Regions from separate parts of the Homo sapiens genome. Here region 2 is linked to region 1. A link is a loop called in an ENCODE intact Hi-C map of the cell type or tissue named here. Cell type or tissue: endothelial cell of umbilical vein. All regions are shown on one strand. Each heading gives the region's core, and the rest is flanking DNA. Links, peaks and the distances in the headings are about the cores only.

What was found. Peaks named below come from ENCODE experiments on the same cell type or tissue, not always from the same donor. Only the 100,000 strongest peaks of a DNase experiment are listed, where the experiment ranks them.
Region 2: it touches region 1 in a loop (2.1-fold over the local background); 3 of 110 quality-filtered maps call a loop at or near these places.

The regions. Positions count from the first base shown.
Region 1 is chr7:121,080,424-121,083,251 of GRCh38, reverse strand. All of the region lies in intron 5 of CPED1 (cadherin like and PC-esterase domain containing 1), which reads right to left. Among named protein-coding and RNA genes, the nearest start is that of CPED1, 93 kb to the right of the region's middle. In endothelial cell of umbilical vein, for the core only: a CTCF peak has its summit at 1,729 (motif pointing right); a DNase peak (open chromatin) is centred at 1,731.
Region 2 is chr7:120,582,600-120,585,427 of GRCh38, reverse strand. The region is part of intron 1 of KCND2 (potassium voltage-gated channel subfamily D member 2); the gene reads right to left. Among named protein-coding and RNA genes, the nearest start is that of TSPAN12, 270 kb to the left of the region's middle. In endothelial cell of umbilical vein, for the core only: no CTCF peak of the experiment used is centred there; a DNase peak (open chromatin) is centred at 1,347; H3K27ac peaks cover 1,569 bases.

The DNA.
Region 1 (2,828 bases), core at 283-2,782:
CTGGACTGTAAGGTTTGCATTGGTAAATTTTCTATGCTGCCTAGAAAGGCTGTAGATGGTTTGCAGAGCTGAGTCTGGAGTAGGCACATCAGAAAAGAGGTAACAGAAAAGGGTAAGGAGGACCCTCAAGGAGGAGAGTGCCAGTGAGAGCTGAGGACTGGAGCTTCTGACTCTCCCAGGGCTGTTCATTCCCATCTGCTGTTGAATGCCCTATACAAACACTAAGACAAAGCAAGAGAAAGACAGACAGTCTTCTGCCTTCAGCACATTCACTTAACTTCTGCTTATGCATAAATATTATTATAAATAAGAAATTTAAAGGATCATTTTAGTTGATGAAAGAATAATAAATAATAATAGAATAGGTAAATTCAGTTTCTCATTAGGCCTAGCTGAAACAATTTTCTTTAAATAGCTCCTTTCTTATTTTCTTATTTATAAGACAGACTTAAAATACAGTATAGTGGTTCAAGTTTATCACAAAGTTATAGCATAATACTTTAGATATGGATATGCTGCTTTACAGCTGTGTAGCCCAGAGGTTCTTGAAGGCTTCATTTACTCATCTAAAAAAGGCATGAATATATCTATCTTACAGATGGTTATCCTATAGATGGTTTAAAGACAGAAGTGTATAAAGTGCCTGACATAGTGTCTGACATATAAGTTAAAAATTTAATGTCATCTCCTGCTTTATTTTAGGGTAATCTATCTATAAAATAATCCTGCAGCATAAAATCATAAAGCCCACCATAATTATCTAGAAAACAAACCAAAAACAAGTATTATGTTTTTTGATTATACTCAACCTCTTAATTGTACTTACTTGCCTATTTCTTTCTAAATCAGAATGCCTCAAAAAAGCACATTATATATTATTGTGACAGCTTTATGTTGAGGTAGAAAACAGAAAACCTCATTCAATTGCTTTCTGCAAATCAATCCATGGATATCCAGAGTAATATAGACATAATCTCTTATATATTATTTTCATAGACTCATAATATTCTTTTATAAAGCATTTTCATAACTCTATAAGGAAAGAATGGTCAGTTTAATTATTTCCATTTTACAAGTCTAGAAAAGCAGCTCAAATGGGCTAAGGACTTTTCCCAAAGTTGCATGACTATATTTAGCAGCTAGGTGGAACTGGAATTAGGTTGCTGCAAGCCTGGGCCATAGGATTCCTGATTTCTGCCATCACTGTAAATTCCTTCCTTTAGGGTTAAAATTCATATCAAAACATACATACATACATTCTCATAGATGCTCAGAAATAGGTGGGGCAAAATGCGCCATGAAAAGGCCCTCTCAGCTAATGTGGATGAATTAACTGCTATAGAGGGTTGAAAGAAGGAAGTGTATAAAGTGCCTGACACAGTGTTTGACATACGATAAGTTCAACAAATTAATGTTCTCTCCTGTTATTATTTTAGGGTAACATCTATAAAATAATCCTGCAGCATAAATCATAAAGCCCACCATAATTATCTACACAACAAGCCAAAAGCGAGTACTAATTATGCTTGTTGACTGTACTCAATCTCTAAGTTGCACTTACTTGCCTATTTTTCTAAATCAGAGTACCTCCTTTTGGGCAAAAGTTGGCCTTCTCAAATGCAACACATTTGCTTGTGAAATGAGTATCAACACTGGGATTGCACAGCTGCTCTAACCCTATGATGTTAATGAAAGTGACGCAGAAGAAAAGAGAAAGTTCCATATTTCACCATTAGATGGTGCTAGGAGAAGTGGAAAGAAAATGGTCTTAAAAGTTATTGATGCAATGAATCACAGGATTTGAATGGGGTTTTCTATATAATAGAGTTCATGCTTCTCTCCCAGAAAGGAGCACACCCAACCCATCAAAGAGTAAAACATCTTCCAAAGCTACCCTATTTATTCAGTTAATTATACTTCTGCCAGACATGTTCCTTTCTAACCACAACTTCAAATGCAAATGAAAGACTCTAAGATTCTATTAAGGAAAACGAATGTATTGCACTTCGTTTATAGTTTGCTGCAACTCTCATTTTGAGTCTTTATCAATATATTTTTCAACAGGATGTGTCAGATTGGAAGAGGCTAGACGCCTGTGACAATGCATTTATCCTACTAATATTAATTATGGTTAAAATGAAAAGTAAATTCAAGAGACTAGTCATAACGAGCATCACCTTTCCATGAGTAACATGTTATATACCATACAATTTATGGAGTTCTGTGCATTTCAGCTAATGCATCACTTTGGTGGGCTTTTATTTTCTAATATTGATGATATGTTGCAAATCAGAAATCAGTGCATAGCCCTGGACTTCTGTGAAAATAAATGAAAACAGCCTTGAGCACTGCAAACTTACTATTTTTCTTTTATAACACTTGTAAGTTTCTTGTTGCTCAATATCTGTCTCTACCACCAGAAGGAGACTGGAAGAGTGATCATCTTGAAGTTCAAAACAGTATATCCCCCAACACCAAACTCTCTCCCTCCCTCTCAATCTCTTTCTCTCTGGGTATATGTATGTGTGTGTGTGTGTGTGTAAAATGAAGGTTTTTAAAATGCATAAGTAAATAATACAAATTACAGTACAGTATAGTTCTCTTTCACTTATTGGTTTTATTCACAAAGCAGGTATGTAAATTTTAGGGTGAATTTTCTCCACCTCAGCAGCGAACTCCTGGAACTTGATTGTACTCTGTACCCTTAACTCAGTCTTCATAATCCCCAGGCAGAGCCCCTGATGGCTTCAAAATAAAAAGTTTGACCACTTCTGCAAAAAAATTCTCATTATTTTGAAGCAAGCAATGTGTTTTAGAAATCTGATCCA
Region 2 (2,828 bases), core at 22-2,521, 500 kb after region 1:
CACCTCCCTTTTCTCATCTGCTTAAAGAATTTCAAATCAGACCATATCAAACTCCTTTGTCAACCATGATGACTTTCTTTACCTTCACTATCTCCTGTCCCACACTCCACCCCCCATCCCCTTCTGTTTCTCTGCCTCTGTTCTTCCGTCCACATTTCCTTGAGAATCATCCAACCAAAGACATTTGTTCACAGAGGTGAGTTTTGTGATATAATATTTCCCAGGAGATTTTCTTTAAAAAAAAAAAAGTCTCTACACTCCCCTTAGGCACAAAAAGCAAGTGTTAGTAATGCCTTTATTATACTTGGTAACTCTCAAGAAGAGAGGCACACCTAAGTGTGTGTCAGGAACTACGAGATGCCTTCAGAGTTAGAAAAAGCCCTGTCTAAACTCAATCTTCTTATATGCCACCACCCCAAAGAGAGAATGATCATCCACTTGGAAAAAGTCACTCTTCTAATTAAGGCAAATATACTGAAAAAATCATGTTTCCCTATTTTTCTTCTTTTTCTACTGTTGAATTTTTTTGGTCATTTCAATGTCAATCATGATAATTAATAAGGTATTCTTCTTTTACAAACCCAATACAATTGCATATTTTATGATTTTTTTTGCTTTAACTAATATTGCATCTTTCACCCAAAGTGTGTGTGTGTGCACGCGCATGCGTGTGTGTGCGTGAGCACGTGAGTGTGCACAGTCTGCAGAATGTCACATATAGTGATATGGCAGAAAGTGGGTCCATGTATTTAGGATTGCCACTAAGGATTAGTATTGCTGTGAGTCCCATTATGCTTCTGTGAGTTCGAGGAATCTTTCTGACATGAAGATGTTCTGCAGGTAGCTAATTCCTAAATGAGCCCCTTTATAATGCTCCCCATGTACCTGTTTCAAATGCTAACCTGTTCAACTTTTTTTCACTGATAGTTTAGAATGACATTGAACATAAAATCCATTTTAGCTGCGTGAATGCTTTTCCTCTCACTGTGAAGACAGTCAGTTTGGAAAATTACAACATGAGTCACCTAAGAAATAACAGCAGGGATAGCAGCAAGGAAACTTTAAAATGCGCTGAAAGAGCCACCTGAATGTGAGACTAGAAATGATCAGTAAAAACCATGACCGAACACAATCAATAAATGACCCAGGCCTAGGGACAGTTTTAGATCTGCATGTAATGCTAAACTGCTGATACACAAGGGCAGCATATGTGTGATGACATAATTCAAAATGTAACTTATGCCCCCAAAGAGGATAGAAAGCATATTTATATTATTACAGCATGAGCTCCATATGTCTCTGTCAATTGTGCATTCCAGATGTTTACCTCAGTTTCAAGAGAATTTCTCAAGGGAATAAAAACTGATATGATTAACACCCTTTGGAATTTCACTGGATACATTAGCTACTTCCTTTTCTTCACTGAAATGGCAGTGTTGAGTCCCGTGACCTCCCTGATGTCCTGTGGTTGACACCTTCCCTGCTGAATTCTTCAGACATTAGGGTGGATGACTGATTACATTTTTGTGATTCTTTTTTTTCTTCCTCAAAGTTTAATGTCTCTCTTCTCTTTCTATATTGCTTTTTTTCACACAATTACTTTGCTACTTAAATTTTATGTGCTGAATTTTGTCCCCCCCCCCACAATTCCTATGCTGAATTCCTAACCCCTGTATCTCAGAAGGTGATTATTTGGAGATATCAAAGGACCTTGAAGGAGCTAATTAAGTGAAAATGAAGTCATTAAGGTGACCATAATTTAATATTATTGGTGTCTTTATAAGAAGAGAACATTTAGACACAGAGAGGCACAGAAGGAAGGCCATGGGAAGACACTGGGAGAAGACCGCCATCTATAAGCCAGAGAGAGACCTCACAGGCACCAACTCTGCTGACACCTTGATCTCAATTTCTCTGCATTTTCTCCAGAACTGTGAGGAAATAGATTTTCATAGTACCCAGTATATGGTACTTTCTCATGTCAGCTCTAACAAACTAATATAAAACACACACACATATACATGCTCCAAATCAACAATTTGTTGTTCAATTTCAAAAACTGACTAACATTATATCCACATTATAAAATTCATTAGGAAAAAATCAATATTTGAATAGAAATTTGGGATAGAAATGAAAATAGTCATCAAGAAGAATTAGCAAAACTGGCGATGAATGTGTCGGTGGGTCCTGCTCTGTAGGATGTGTTGGTCTGAGTGGAGATCTGAAACAATGGATAAAGAGCTACGCTGTATTCCTTATCCATGCTCCTGACAGTGACTGAGTACTTATCCACTAACCTCGTGATTACAAGTATCTATACCATCTTAACTATGAGTAAGAGACTCTGCCAGAACTACTGGTTACACTGTAAGTGTACAATATACTTTCTGTCCTTCAGGAGCTGATAGGGAAGCTGAGGAAACAAGATATGTGCACATAAAACATACACACACACACACACACACACACATACACACACACAGAGCAATGCAAACCAGATAGGATGAGAAACTAATGTCATAAGCTAAAGAAACTACAGAAAGTCCTTCTGAGAGTTCTATAGGTGTGTAGTAGCTAAAAATGAGACTGGAAAGGAAGAAAAATATATGAATGATATAAATAATAAAATACCTGCTGGGCCATAATTGGGCCCAAGGATAAAACAAAAACTGACCAAGAGATGAAGAGATGGTATCAGCGGAGAATTATTTAATTATATATCTTAGAATATATTTTTTTATAATTGTTTAAAGATTTGCTTGGGTCTATATCTTGAGGGAAAAGCCCACTTTATGGAATGGGAGGATGGAGAAAGAGGCAGAGGA